2 separate regions of the Mus musculus genome follow, and region 2 is linked to region 1. The links are chromatin loops, found by intact Hi-C in ENCODE. Cell type or tissue: left cerebral cortex. All regions are shown on one strand.

Evidence for each region. Peaks named below come from ENCODE experiments on the same cell type or tissue, not always from the same donor. Only the 100,000 strongest peaks of a DNase experiment are listed, where the experiment ranks them.
Region 2: it touches region 1 in a loop (1.8-fold over the local background); 3 of 42 quality-filtered maps call a loop at or near these places.

What each region holds. Positions count from the first base shown.
Region 1 is chr9:42,893,920-42,901,919 of GRCm38, forward strand. All of the region lies in intron 1 of Grik4 (glutamate receptor, ionotropic, kainate 4), which reads right to left. Among named protein-coding and RNA genes, the nearest start is that of Grik4, 46 kb to the right of the region's middle. In left cerebral cortex, no CTCF peak of the experiment used is centred here; DNase peaks (open chromatin) are centred at 3,213, 3,600, 3,806 and 4,462; H3K4me3 peaks cover 1,388 bases; H3K27ac peaks cover 1,521 bases.
Region 2 is chr9:42,805,105-42,813,104 of GRCm38, forward strand. It overlaps Grik4 (glutamate receptor, ionotropic, kainate 4), which reads right to left. Exons shown (of 21, transcript NM_175481.5): 3 at 3,389-3,520. The coding sequence starts at 3,470. Among named protein-coding and RNA genes, the nearest start is that of Grik4, 140 kb to the right of the region's middle. In left cerebral cortex, a CTCF peak has its summit at 3,498 (motif pointing left); DNase peaks (open chromatin) are centred at 1,675, 3,218 and 3,455.

The DNA of each region.
Region 1 (8,000 bases):
AACCAGAACAGTTTGGAGAACGAGAAAAGGAAACCTTTTACCCTTGGGTAAAGTATTAAATGTATTACAGCCTTAGTTTTCTCACCTATAAAAAGAGGCGATCACATCTGTTCCAGTCCCAAAGGGCTCTCAGCACAAACCAGACAGCCCCTCAAGCAAGAACTCGTATTATTGCTGTTTCTATTATTATCAGTCATGAGTGTGTGTGTGTGTGTGTATGTACATGTACTTGCCCATGTATGTGAATATGGAGGCCAGAGAGGACATCTGGGGTCTCCCTCAATCACTCTCTATCTATATTTTGAGGCAGTCTCTCTCACATAACCTGCAATTTGACCTCTGGGCTAGACTGGATGACTTGCAAGCTCCCAGGAGCTTCCTATGTCCACACTCCATCCCTCAGTGCTGAAGCTCCAGGCATTTGCCACCACACCCCTCTTTTCATTTGGATGCTGGAGATCTGAACTCAGGCCCCAGGCTTTCCAGCAGACACTGTTACCCACTGCGCTGTCTCCCCAACTGCAGCCATGATCGTTTTTTTGGAAGGCAGCAGGCTATGGAGTCTCCTGCCTAGCTGGAGACCCACGTACTGAAATAAAAAGCTGGCATCTTGGTCACCCTTGTGTCCCCTGTGAGCCACTGGGTTCCAGCAGCATGGTCTATTATCCAACCTGCAGCCATGCCAACTACCCCACCCGCAGCAGCAGACGCCCGGGGCACAGGCCTCACTCGGTGCCTCAGGCAAATGGCTCTGAGCACCTGTGCCACTTCCCTTCATAAAACCAAATCGCTCACTAACGTTCCTCAGCTCCTTTCATCCGAATGGCAACAGCCGTTGTTCTTATTGGATTGTAGATGAATCACTTGAAATATATTTTGGGGCACATTATAGAGGCAATAACATAAAAGTAACCTGGAAAATGGTTCTGTTTTGTTTTCTACTTTGCAAACCCAAACTGGAGCCTGGGGTTGTGTTCCAGATTTTTGTCGTCTTTTTTAAACAGAGGTCTTTTTTGCTTACTTCCTCTTCATGCTGGGAGAGGAGACAGGTAAATCTCTCCTGGCTTGGGAGGGAAACCCTTCAGGGAATCCAGCCTGGTATCAAGGAGGAAGGGCTGGGTGAGAGCAGGCAGACCCACACCCTAGACTTGACATCTGGAAAATGTGGCTGAAAAAAGACATTCACCTCAGGCTCCACTGAGGACAAAAGTGAAGATGAAGAACTGAGGCAGGATAATAGGAAGAACTGGCTCATCTCGAGACAGAGGAAGATACAAGAGTGTACAAGTCTTGGCTGGAAATCTTCAAGGGCCAGACACCTACCTTTGAAAGCTCAACAATATGCCAGATACACACTCAAGACACAGAGTTATACTCCCTGATACTCCAGATACCCACACGCAATTCAGAGCCACGATCAAGCATCTTGGTAGAGCATATGGGCTCCCTGCTGTGGCCAGAGCCTTCTTCTCTGCCCTGGAGGCCACCATTTCCCCCATTTTCTTCCCCAGTTCAGAAAGTGCTGACCTCCTTCTGGCTGCCTCCCCTTCAGTCCTGGCACTCAGAACCTTCAGCCCGTCTGTTCTAAACCCTTGGCTCTGCTGACTCTGAGAGAACTCCCTGTCCTCCACAGCTCCAGCCCTGGAGCTTTCTGCACCATGCTTCTGGAGCCCTTCAAAACCTTCAAGGTAAGAACAGAGAGAGAGCCCTAGGAATATCCCTCTCTGTTGACGTCAACAATTAGAAATTCAGCTGGATGGCGGTGGCAGTGGCGGTGGCGGTGGCGGTGCGTGTCTTTAACCCCAGCACTCTGAAGGCAGAGGCAGGCCGATCTCTATGAGTTCAAAGCCAGCCTGGGTCAACATAATGAGTTCTAGGACAGCCAAGGCTACAAAGAGAAATCCTGTCTCGAAAAACCAAAACCAAACAAAAAGAACTAGAAATTCTAGTTCAGATTTAACTGTCCTCCCTCTGATTCAGGAAGCAAAGCCTGCCGTCTAAAGTGGCTTGCAGGCTATGGGGATAACTAAGGGCCGTGTGTTAAGCGTCACCCTCCTCCTGCTCTGCAGAGTCCAGACAGCACACACTGACGCAGCTTAGGCATACAGTGAGCTCGAACCCTTCCTGAGCCCCCAACCCTAATCTAATGCCATTGCAGACTTCTGTGAGGGGCCAGGCTTGCGTGGGTAGGAAGGGATTTGAGGTCGAATCCCCTTGCTCTGCCTGGCTGAGACTCAGAAAGAGAGGTCATACGGCAACCAGAGCTGCCATTCTACTGGTACCATCCAGCTTAGGGTCTCTCAGTGGCCCAGAACTCATCAAGTAGCCAAGGTGAGCTGTATACTCCGGCATCTGCATATCTCTTCCTCACTAGAAGGGTACCCATCACACCTGTCTTTTTTTTTTTTTTTTTAATACGAGTTCTGGGAGATCAAACTTGGGTCCTCGTGTTTGCAAAGCAAGCATTTTACCAACTGAGCCATCCACCCAGCCCAAGAAAGGCTTACCTATATCAGGAGATCTCTTGAAATCCCTGGTGCTTACGAACTGGAATTGCTCACTAAACGGCCTCTCAAATGAAGGGGGTTTGAGCTTTTCTTTTGTGAAGTAAAATCTGAGCCCTGGGGTAATAAGGAAATAGCTCCAAATGCAGGCTGCCATAGACCAGACCTTGATGGAAAACTTAACCTCTGTGGCCTGGCTCTGATCTTTATCACCAAAATGACACTTCCTTGTAACAACACGGGGCTAAGTAAACACAAGCCGTTTATTTCCCTACCCAGCTTAAACAAGGAGGCAAGACCAACCTCTGTGTCTCAACTTTCTCCTCTACTTCCTGTCTTGCTTTTTTTTTTTTTAATCCCTTTAGGAAAAGATGGCTGTGTCCATTCCCTACCAACTAATGTGCTATTAGTTAAGTTTTCTCCTGTGGCCAGATATTACATCGGAATTGTAAGTGGAAAGAGCGAGCCGTTGAACGTGTCAGGGTGGCGGGTGTAATTAATGAGATGAGCGGTAAGCCAGCCCCTGCATTTCTGCTGGGTCTCATTAACCGCTGCACACTGCCCTGGCTGGGAGGCCTCGCCCACCCATCCCTCCCCACTGGCTAATCTCTATAGTACCTTTTACTCCCCTGGATCTGTTCGATGTTTTATATTCCGTTTGCCAACGCAGGGATGATTCAGAACAAGACTGGGTTATTACAAATTCAGGAGGCACTACACACACGGCTGTCATGTTTTAGTTACCCTTTCTCTTGGTTTAATAAAATTTGCCACACTAATACAAAGCCATCTTTTATCGTTTTCCCCGCCGTTGTAACAACTTGTCCGGCTTCCCTCCTGCTAATTAAAGAAGGAGACCATGCAACTGCTCATTGGAAAGTGGGTTTCCGGGGGAACCTGTCAATATCTTCTCAGTCACTTAGCTCTGGGTCTTATGGTCCTTTAGCCACTCGCTCCTCCATGATTGGAGCCCTAATGAGGGCGGCAGCTGGTAGCGACATGACAGACATGCCCCGCGTGGCGCGCTGGTGGGAGGGCAGACGCAGCAGTCCCCAGGGGCAGGATGACGCGGGCTCCGCAGCCCGTCCTCCCACGCCGCCCCAGCTGGCCCTGACTTGCTTGCGACAGACTCACCGGCAAAGGGTCCCCCAACGCAAGAGCGAGCGGCGGGAGCTGGGAGGTGGGCGGTGAGAAGCGACCCCCGCCCCCGGGCCGAAGGATAACCGGAAAGGGGAGGAGGCAGTGGGTACCAAGGAAGCAGGGAGGGGAGGACAGAGAAGCAGTGCACAGAGCCGCCCTTGTGCGAAGTCCTGAGTCGGGTCCAATCAGCCCGCTCCCGGAAGGCCCACGCGCCACTCTCCAGCCCACTCGGGGACCTCGAGGAGCCCCAGTCCGCGGGGGCGGCGCGTCTGCGCCGGGTACATCTGCCCCCGCTAATTGCCTCACTACGGCCCGGACTGCCGCCCTTTAGAGGGACCGCGGCAGGCTCATTAGCATTCCCGGCAGCCGCTGCCTTGGCTATCCAGGTTGGTCCACCAACTGGGACTGCCCGGACCAAGGAAAGCCCCTACACTGGGTGTTGACATTCCTCAGGGCGAGGCAAGAGTTTCTTCATCAGTGGCACCTGTCTCCTCTAAACGCCCAACTGTGCGCTTGGAGCCTCATTCCTGGAAGGACCTTGGGCCACCTGGTCAAGCAGGGACAATGTCAAGGTCAAGCCGGAGGAGTGGGGGTTCTGGGGAGGGGAGTGGGTGACGAGTGATCCTCAGATAAGCACGCCATAGTCCTAGCTCCCTCCCAGAGCAGCGCAGCCACAGGGATTCCTGGGCCGAATCCCCTTATACGCACACTAATAAGTTTACAAATGGAAGCCGCTGGCGCCTCTTGGAATAAAAGGCAGAAGCTCTGCTCCGGCCCTTCAATGGGAGCATTTTCCCCCTTAACAAGGGACTGGATTCAGATGCCTGGTGCTGTCTGGGCAGGGTGAGTTGCCAGAGTAACCAAGGCCTACCGCACACCAAACGCAGGGAGGGGCTGGCTGCAGGCTCCAGGACTTGCCTAGGTGCTAGCACACCCTGATCCTGCACTGCCCTCTTTTTGACCCATTCCTCTTAGGTATTTCCTCTCCCAACCCAGTCTTCCTAAACCACAGGCTGTCCCAGAATCCCGACCCAACCTCAAACTTTTGATAGGCTTGTACGTAATGCAAGACACGCCCCCAGAGCACCTATTGTAGATCCTGTATCCAGCCCTTCCAGACCAGCTTGGAAGCAGAGTGCATCTTAGCTGTGCTCAGAGCAGCCTGGTGGCATAAGTGACCCCAAAGAGGAAAAAGCAAAGCCTAGGATTCAGTTCTTTGCTTGAATAAGAGGCGAGTCTTTCTTATGGAAGGGCAGTGAGAAACTGAGATCCAGGGAACGAAACTTTTGTGAGAGAATAGGGAACAAAGCCAGCTCACCCTCCCCCACCCCATACACAAATAAACAAATAAATCATTATTTTTAAATCTTCAAGTTTACATTTCATCTCCGCTACCCCCCCAAAAAAAGGTAAAGTTACACTTCACCTTAACTTCCTCTCAGGAACAGCAAAACACAGCGATCTCGTAACTCCTTTTCTAGCTCACTGTTGGGCATCAACGTACATCCAGATCCCGGAAGTTGTTTTTTAGCTTTTTAGCATCCAGAGAATCTAGGCTATAGAGAAACCTGAAAATGTGCACCTGCACACACACATGCACACATGCACACGCACGCACACACACACGTACAGACACACATATGAATGCACAAATGCAGGTATTTACCCTCCCCTCCCCCATCCCCACACACACCTCAGAATGTCTTGAAGCTAGCCTGCAGTTAGGCTAAAGACTTCCCAGTGGCTGCCTTCTAATGGGCCTGTCTGTTAGCCTAGGAAAGCCACCAGGTCCTGACCACACGGGCACTGATTATGTCTAGAACAGACATGATTTTCTCACAAAAGGAGCCCCTTTTCCAGGTTGTCCCTGTGGGAGGACACAGTGGAGAGGCATACTTCACCAATCCAGCCCCTGGGAGCCAGGCCAGCCATGTGCCTGCCTGACATCTCAAGCACAGCCCAGAGGCCACAGTACACGCATACTGAGTGCCCACTGTCACCAAGCAGCCGGACCATGCATAGCTGAGGCCTGGCTACCCACTCTGCCCCACCTCGGGCCATGGGTCTTCCCTTCTCCCCACGCGATAAGGACCACATGTATATAAGGACCACATATATGTAAGGAGCACATGTATGTAAGGACTACACATATGTAAGGCACACATGCATGTAAGGAGCACATGTATGTAAGGACTACACATATGTAAGGCACACATGTATGTAAGGACCACATGTATGTAAGGACCACATGTATGTAAGGACCACATTATGTAAGGACCACATGTATGTAAGGACCACATTATGTAAGGACCACATGTATATAAGGAGCATATGTATGTAAGGACCACATGTTTGTAAGGACCACACTTATGTAAGGACCACGTGTATGTAAGGACCACATGTATGTAAGGAGCAAATGTATGTAAGGACCACACTTATGTAAGGAGCACATGTGTGTAAGGAGCACACATGTGTAAGGAACACATGTGTGTAAGGAGCACACATATGTAAGGAGCACATGTATGTAAGGTGCACACATATGTAAGGAGCACATGTGAGCACACAGAGCCCTGGCTGCAGATGAAAGGAGCTAGAGGTTCAAGGGCCAGGCTCCCTTTTCTCACAGGAGTGCACTCTTTAAGGAAGAAATAAATATGCTCCTGCCACATCTGACTTCCCCATGAGACCAACATGAGGACAGTTAGGACCTAGGTACTTCCCACCCTACCTGGGGAGCACAGGCAGGGGCTGCCAGGCTGGCTCACACCCTCTCAGATGTTTTGCAGCTTTAATCCCTCTAAGCAGATGAGATTTATGGCCCACTCGACAGAAATATTTAATTTTCCAAATGTCTATTATTCAAAGGCTGTGGAAGTCTCCAGCTCCAACATCTCCACATTAATATCCACCTCAATATCCACTGCAGGCTCAGACCCAGTAAACAGCTTCCCAGTAGCATGGAACTGAAAGGAAGAGAAGGTAGCTTTGGCAGAGGAAGGACCCGTAGAAAATCCTCACAGAGTTCAGGCTGTCCCCACCACCCTTGTCAAGTCAAACTAGTATACATCAGCATCAGCATCACCACCACCACCATCATCACCACCACCACCATTAACATCACCGTCTTCATCATCACCATCATCATCACCGTCATCATTGTCATCATCATCTTCATCCTTTAGGCTGTCCCTACCACTCTTCTCAAACCAAACTGGTTTGCAGCATCAGCAGCACCAACGGCTTGCTGTGTGTGATGACTGACTAATCTCACTCACAACAACTGGACTGACTACGAACCACCTTGGAATTACAGGTCTGGGTGTGTCTTTGAGGGTGTTTCCAAAAAGCTTTAACTGAGAAGATAAGACCCTCCCTGAACACAGCTGGCCCTCTCCTGTGGATGGAGGCTCTGGCCTATTGAAGGGCGTGAGCTGAACACCAGTGTCCCCCTTCCTTCTTCCTGATGGAGGACATGGTATCCAGTCACCTCGTGTCATTGCCACCACAATGAACCCAGTCCCTTCTAAGGCCACCAGCCAAAACAGATCCTTTCCTCTTTAAGCTGTTGTCCAGTGCTTTGCCACAGCATGAGAAAAGTGCCCAGTATGCACTGCGCTAAGAAATCTGTGTGTGTGTGTGTGTGTGTGTGTGTGTGTGTGTGTGTGTGTGTGCATGCTGTGTGCACAGGTCCGCCTGTGTGTGGTACCATTGCTCAGGTGGCCACCACCTTGTTTTTTTTGAAACAAGGTTTCTCAGTAGCAGGAAACTAGTGAAGCTGACTAGGCTAGCCGGCCAGCAAAACCCCAGGGGCCACATTCGGATCGGACTCATTGAGCCATCTCTCTGTAGTAAGACATTTTAATAGGCATGTAAAATAACCAGTATGGCTATGCCATTGTGTAGGTGGATGAGGGCACTAAGGCACAGAGAAAACTAAGCTCACCCCATGGCTGGAACTGACACAAGTCCCCCAACATGGCTGACTAACCCTTCAGCGATCCAGGAGTCTCACCTGTACTGTGCTAGCGCTTTCTACCACTAACTCCTGTGCCAACCGGTGTTTACTTCCACGTCTCATTGTTAAGCAGATTCACCGATACGTTCTCATGTGAAGTGTCTCTGCCGCACACGTAGCCTGGCTGTGGGCCTCTCATAACAAATGTGAGATCTCTTGCCTACCAATTTCTTAAAGCCTGTTTGGAAGTCGAGGTTTATATGCAAAGGAGGCAGAGAAGCTACACCAGCTCCACACCGAAGGGCTCAGCTGTCTCCTACACAAGCAGGAAACAAAGAGTTCTGAGCGAACAGAGCGAGGACCGTCTTGGGCCTCTGTCTCTGTCAGTCTCTCTTGTACTG
Region 2 (8,000 bases), 89 kb before region 1:
GAGGAGGAGGCAGCAGGGAGGAGGGGGATCATCCCCAGCAGGAGGATAGGATGAAACACGTTCCCACAGAGTAAGAGCATAGATAGAGAGAGCATGGATAAGCCTCCCTCACCCTTGGTCAGTAGTGGGTAGCCCAATGTGTATACAGTGCAGTGCAGAAGGACCGGCCAAGGCAAGCAAGCAGTCATCCATCAGTTAACAAGAACTGAGTAAGTACCCAACACAGCAGGGAAAAGGACATTGACTAACAGAAGATATCAGGGGAAACGAAGAGAAAATGTCACATGGTACTGAAGCTGACTCTGCTGCCTAATAGCTAAAAGGCCCCCAAAAGATGAGTCAAAGCTACTAGGCTCTCAGGCTAACCACATATAACAATGTGACCTTGGCTACATCCCTTCATCTGCAAAACTGAGCAGGCTGGATAATGGGTCTTCATCATCTGTTATAACAAGACCCAGCAGCCACGATCTCTTTAAGTCGGGGAGATCTGCAGGGATGGGGGAAGTTTGGCAGGCATTTATTTACTTGTGGCTCCCCAGTCATCGCTCAGAGGACCCAGAGGGAAAGAAGTAAAATCAAAAACATTTTCAGGAGATAGATGACTGAAGGGGTCTGACACACATGTGAGAGTTTGGGAAATTTATGCGGATAGCCTTACAGCCATAAATAAAATCCCTTTCTCTGACCCAAAATTTCATTCGGGGGGTAAACAGCAGACACCGTAATAGACAATTTGGCTGCATCTCCCGCCCCGTGCCCCGCTTGAATGAAAAACAGCCATCACAAGGCAGGGCAATGGGCTTGTCTGCCTCTTCCAAACATCCATATTGTCACCGGCGACAAGTCGGGCTGAGGATGGAGCAGACTGGACAATTTATCTCCAAGATTCCCTGTCTCTATGTACAGTCCTGCTTTGACAGCCATCTATTCTGAAGATGTAGAGGAGGGCTCTGGGGAAAGACCCAGAGAAGTTCATATGCGGTTGTAGTGACCCTTGAGAAGGTGAATGAAACAGTGGTCCCTCCCATTCCTGTGAATCTGTCAAAGACCTGGGAACCTCAGTCAAAGACCTGGGAAACCTTGGTCAAAGACCTGAGAACCTCAGCACTGCCCCAGCCCATCCTTGTGCCAGGCTGCCTGGCATGAAGCAGAGCTACTCAGAGTTTCCTGACCTACTTCTCTTCCCAGTCCTGTCCTACCTTACTGTTCCAGTGGGGTCACTGTAATTAGCACCTCAGCACCTGAGACCACCAGGGACCTTTACAAGACTTCTAACTCCAGGATAACCAAGGAGACAAAACAAGTCCTGGCATCTTCTTTCTCCTCCTCCTCCTCCTCCTCCTCCTCCTCCTCCGTCCCTCCCTCCCCACCTCTCTCTCAAACCCAGTTTGACCTTGATGGACAGGGGAATCTGTGGTTAGAAATCAGGTTAAAGGGGACTGACATAAATCAAAACTGGAGATTCTACAGAATCAGACAAGCACTGTCTGTTTAGTGTGGTTAGGGGGAGCTTACGGGGACCCCTCAAAGCCCTCTTGCTAACCTAGCAACCAAGACAGATCTGTGGACTCCAGCGTGTGCTTCCTTCCCCAGAGAACCAGTGCTCAGAGAGGAAAGGCAGGGGTGGCTGTGATTCTGGCTCGATTCCATTCTACTTCCCATTAGTGACAAACGGAAATTGATGGGTTGCCGTTTTATCTGCTCATTTGGTGGTGGTAGTGGTGGGGACCTCGAAGTAAATGCTAGATAACTGTGGGCATCTTATAAATTAAGCATCTTAAGGATATGAACCGCTTTGCATCATCACCAAGCAGAATTAAATTAGATTTTGTAGTTTCTATAGAAATGAATGAGGAAGAGAGGGAGAGAAAATCTTGTTTTTTAATGCCTTAAAAAAAAAGCAGGCAGAAGAAGGAGTTGAGTGCAGAGTGAGGGGAAAATTAAATCACCTCTCCACATTTCAGACGTCCATCAGTAGCCATCATTTCCCATGGAGAAATATGGCCATGAGGTAATGGGAAGGAGCTGCTTGAGAGCCACTGTGCCAGCCTCTGACAGGTGATGCCTCACCTGGATGTGGTCTGAGCTATCAGCCTGCCATTGCCCATGCCTGGGCCTCCTGACCATCACCAGAGTGCCAGTTGTACTCTGGTGCCCTTAAAGCCAGTCCTGGTTGCAATCCAACCGTTTTATTCTACATCTGCCTCCAGCCTTTCAGTTTCACGTTGAAGATCCGGGTCCTGCTGGGCATGGTGGCAAGACCCCTTTAATCCTGGCATTTAGGAGGCAGAATCAGGCAGATCTATATCACTTCAAGGCCAGCCGAGTCTACGTAGTGAGTTCCAGACCAAACAGGTTTATACAGTGAAGCTTTATCTCAAAAGAAAAAAAAAAAAAAAGTCATGACCACAGCGACTCTACTCCACCCACCTTCAGTCAGGGAAGAAGGACTCACAGTTATCTGCATATAACCGCCCACAAGAACAATCATCTAACCTAACACTGGAGGTCCTGGTCTCAGGAGACTTCTGTTCAGCCCACAAGAATTTGGATATCTGATGCCACACTTAACCCATGTCCCACATACACATCTACATATGTCTGACCTCTACCACCCTCCCACCTGTCCTGACTCCAAGGATTCCTTGTGCTAGAGTAGATGGTGTCCTCATCTCTACCACCAGGTCCCAAGATCTAGAGTCTTGGTTTCCAGTGGTCTGAGCTTTACTCATGGCAGGGAGGAGGCACATGGTTTGCCTCCATCCTGACTGCCAGGAGTAGAGGTGCCAGGGGTGTAGGTGGTAACCCTGCTTGTTCTCAGCAATGAGGACAAAGAAGAGGCTGAGGTGCCTTGTCTTCCATTTCAGAGCTACACCATGGCTAGCAGATAGCAACTCAAGACCCTTGCCAGCAGGCTGGACTAGAATCACCAAGCAGACTCCTGACTTCATCCAAATTGCCAAATACAACCTTAACACCAAGTTCTAGATTCTTCTTTAACTAATCAGAAGAAAGAGGTAACCAACTGCTTATCTCCAGTCCTGGATTTGGAATCCCTACAGCCTTTTTCATGTTCCGCCATTACTAACAGCTTCACATTCAGGACTGAACCTGTCATGAATCCTACCGGGGAGTGAGCATCATTTTATTCTAGACACTAGTGGAGTCTGGCAGGAAGGACAGATGGGAGCTGTCAGCACAGGCCCCCTCATCACCTCCACATTCACATCTGTATCTGCCTCTGCCTCCACCACCTCCATGTCTGTCACAGCCATACTCAGGGAGGTCAGGGAAGCATCCCACAGAGCCTATGAAGTATAGACATCTCCTCTGTGTACACTTAGGGTAGCGACGAGACTATCATCCAGAGCCAGCCCGTACTTACCAATCCTCAGGGAGTGTGGGCTACAGGCCACCATCAAGAGCCAAGCAGGAAGCAGCACCAGAGGAGCGGAGACACGGGGCATCTTCTATAACTCCTCATGGAGCCCTCTGCTGGTCTGGGCATGACATAACGCTGTGAGGGGACAGAGAGAGCAAGCATGTGAGTCCTAACAAGGCTAGGTAGTCACCAGGTCCAACCCAGAGACAGAGGCTCCAGAGAGCATGCAAGAATCTACGTAGGGAGAGGCGACAATCCCCCCAGGAGAAGTTCTGGCAGCACTCAGGAGAGAACTGTGCGGGCAAAGCCCTGGAAAGCCCCTGATGTACATAGGGCAGGCTGCTCTAACAGGCTACAGGATACATCACACCCCACTTTCCTTTATAAATCTCTAGTTAAGAATCGAGAACTTCAGTTTGTCCTAAGGAGTAGAAGCCATAGCTAAGCAGAAGAGAAGGCATGAAACGAGGTATTCCCTTAGCACATGGGATGGGTCCAAGTATCGCTCCCTCAACTGCCACCTGTGTGGTTTTACAAAGCTTCTCTTTATATTAACACAGCTTCCTTATTTGTGTAAATCCTACTAATTCCCTCTTGATAAGATGATCTGAGGAACACACAGGGGAAGCTACCTTATAGAGGCTTGTCCTAAATGAGAGGCTACATGCATGTCACTTCCTCCGTGGCTGGGTTGGGAGACGTTTTCTCCCAGAAAATAGAGCTCACAAAGGGATACATCTATATGGTTTGTGCACCTGCTTCAGCTGCCAGAGGCACTAACTAAGCCCTTCCTTATCCTTCCTCCACCTCCTTACCTTCTTGATATCAAAATTGAAGCTGTCAATGGCTGACCCTCCCCAAAGCAGCAGAGCCACTCACCTTCCCTTAATGTCTTGATTACTCTAAGACTCGGCATCTGTAGCAAACCAGTTCTACCTCATCACTAGGATGAAAATGGGGGCCCCAAGCACCTGCATATTTGATTCTGGATGCTCCAGGATAGGAGAAAAGTATTCAAATGTTTCCCCTCCCCACCTGATAATCAACAGAAAACCAGTCAAAAGCCTTGAACAGATTCTTCACTAACTAATATAACGAATGGGCTGTGCACATTTGAAAAGATGCTCAGATCCACTAGCATCAAGGAAGCACAGTTTTAAGTCACATTCTTTACCAAGTATTAGCTGGGACATGGAGCAACTAGGTCTCCCACACAGCATGAGGGGATATAAGTTATGTACGTATATTGGAGAACTGGTCTACCTGAGCTTTTCACACATCCTCATGAACCAGCAAGTCCACTCCTCAATACTTCTCCAATAAAAGTGCATGTATGCTTACTAAAGGCATGCCCTAGAATGTTCACAGCAGCAGTCTTTGTATTTGCCCAGACTGGAAGCTACCCAAGTGTCCAGCAGCAAAATGGAGAAATATACTGTATAATCATACAACTTGGTGTGATAAAGGCATGGACATGAATAGCTAATTGCTACATGTAACAGCACAAATACTGTCATGAACATAACACTGAGAAAAATTTACCAGACACAAAACTGCATACAATATGGTTGTAATGTGTAAAAAGTGCTGTGCAATCAAAAGTTCAGTCAGTGACAAAATGTTGTCCCCAAAATGATGGGATAGAAGAAAGCAGCACCTTTAAGCTTCTCTGTGGTTTGAAATTGACACAGTCAGAAAACAGCTTCTCCTTGAAGTGAGTAGCTGAGGAATTTGTTAGAGTGCAGTGCCGGACAGACAGAGATGTGGAGAGGCTCAGAACCTCTGGTTATCAAACCAGAGGGCAAGAAAAAGCACAACACTGACTGGATGGAGAGATAGCTCAGCCAATAAAGTGCTTGCTGTGTAAACATGAGGACCTGAGCTTGGTAGCCAGAAACCACACAAGAAAGACAGGAGCATGTTTGCAATCCTAGTACAGGGAAAGCAAAGACAGGCGGATCCCCGAGGCTCACTGGGCAGCCTGTCTAACCTACTCAGCAAGGTCCAAGACAGTAATAGACTCTGCCTCAATATGCAGGGTAGACACCCAAAAGAATTAAATCTAAGCTTGTCCCCTGCCTCCACTCCTATTTGCACACGTGCACATGCACATTCATGAACATGCACACATAAAAGGAGAGGGGGGAGGGGAAGGGGGAGGGAGAAGAAGAGGGAGAGGGAGGAGAGAGAGAGAGAGAGAGAGAGAGAGAGAGAGAGAGAGAGAGAGAGAGAGAGAGAGAGAGAAGATAGCCCACAGAGCCTTGCAACAGAGGGAAAAAAAGGAGATATACGATGAAGACATAGGGAAGGCAGAAAGGCAGTCTGTATTTAGCTGTTCTGGGAGCTGCCAGGTGTGCTGGCTCTTCGAAATGCTCTGCCTGTCTCAACACAGAAGGCTCATGCAGGAAACAGGGAACCGTGTTGAGAAGGTTGCAACCAACCAAACTTCTGCCTGGAAGAAACCAAGTTTCCACATTTTCCTTTTCCCTAGAACTCACAGCAGTTATTACAATACCTCCCAGCCAATCTCTGCCTTGCAATTCTGAGTGGCCCCAGTAGAATACTACTGAAGCAAGTGCATTAAAAAAATATATATATAAACAGTAGGATTTGGGTCAGAGACACAAAAAGAAATGAAGTCTCTATTCCCTTAAGACTGGCAACTCCCAGCAGGCAGTCAGAGAGGGTCAGAAGATGAGGAAGTGTACAAATTTTCATATAGACGCTGGGCCTTGCAAAAACACAGACTTTGGAAAGTGGGAGCTTTGCTGTACTCCTCCATCCAATACAGTCCATTGCCCTGACCTCCTTGGGCAGCCTCGGGGGGATGCCTGGGACCCAGACCCCAGTGGAACTCAGCATTAATCTGGCCTTGGAAACACTTTGAACTCAGCTATCCAGGGTAAACTCAGGCTGAAAGAAATTTGCTTTTTCATATTACTTTGTACCAATAAGCAGGGAAACAAAACTATTCCAACCACCTTGCTCACAAATCACTCTCATAATCAACAAGAAAGGAAACATCAGGGAAAGTAAAGGAGACGAACCTCAGCCTCTGATCTCTGCAGGGACCATGGAGCTGTAAAAGACCCAGGAAGAGGAACAAACTGGCTGGGACAGTGAGGTCCCACCCACCTGTGCCCACATCAACACCCCAGGGAAGACTTATCTGTTTCAATATTATCATTGAGGCTCTCATGTTCTTAATGACTTTTTTATATACAAACTCCCCTCTTCCTTTTCTTTTTTTGTCTCTAAATCTTCAGTTATGTGGAGAAGGGATTGATTGCTCCTTCTCTGCCTCTCCTAACTGACAGTCATTCATTCTCACATTCTCTCTCAGTGTGACCATCACATTCTATATTTTGTTCATTTTTCTCCTTTCATGTTTCAGATGCTCTGACTTTTTTCTTTCCGTTTTCCTTTATTTCTTCTCCTAATTACAATGCCCCATCATGCTATAAAATTTTACTGTTTATATTATTTCCATCATCACCGTTCCTGTTGCTGCTGCCAAGGTTGAGAGCTGTGGGTCTTGAGTTTTTCATACTTTTCCTACCTGTTGCTATTTCCCTTTCACTCTTCTCTGGGCTGGTGGTTAATAAACCGTAAATACTCTACTGCTGAGCTACACACATATCCCAGCTAAGGAGTCAAGGCACCTTATTCTAAACCAAAACCCAACCCTTGTCTAATTTCAGTGAATACTTCAATGCAACATAAAAGGTTATATAAAGATGTCCATCTGAAGACCAGGATTCAAGTAGGCACAGATGCTATGCATTAAAATAGCAGAAATAAACAACAAAACATGAATAATATATCTATGAAAAACTACAGTGTATTTCATTCCCATATATATCCCTTTAGACGTATACCAAGATTTTGATGGCAAGACCAGAGGATTAATGACTGAAGACATACCTCATATACTTCTTCTGTCTCTAATATATCTGTCTAACACAATAGAAGTACCCTGCTCTTGTGAGACTTACAGAGAAGGTTCAACCTACATATATGTGTCCTGACAGCATATGTATTGTGGCAAAACAGACTAACCTCCAACCCAAAAAGTAACAAGGAAACTATAATATAAAATTCAGTTGAGAAATGTTCAACATTTTGCGATAATCTGCTACCAAAGGATACATCAACAAGAGATCATTTTCCTTAAAAAAGACTCTCACAAAAAGTATAAGAGCTATCTACCCCAGCATATTCTCAAGTCTCAACATAAAAATAAAAGATACATGAAAATAAAACACCAAAACTCCCCCTAAAGCTCATAATTTTATAGCAACTGACTCCAAAGATAATGAATAAGATGAAATAGTAGAATGGAGAATTTTACAAAATGACTTTTTAAATACCAATGAGTTCCAAGAAAATACATAAAAAATAATTGGACTAATTAAAGAAGGCAATAAACAATATGAATCAGAAGTTCAAAAGACAAAGACTTTTCAAAAGAATTAAAAAGAAATCATGGATATGAAAATCCCATTAAGCTAAATTTAAAAATTCAGTTGAAAGCCTGACCAAAAGACAAAGCCAATTAAAAATGAGATTTTCAGGAGTTGGAGACAAGACAGACAAGTGAGAATACTCAGAAAAT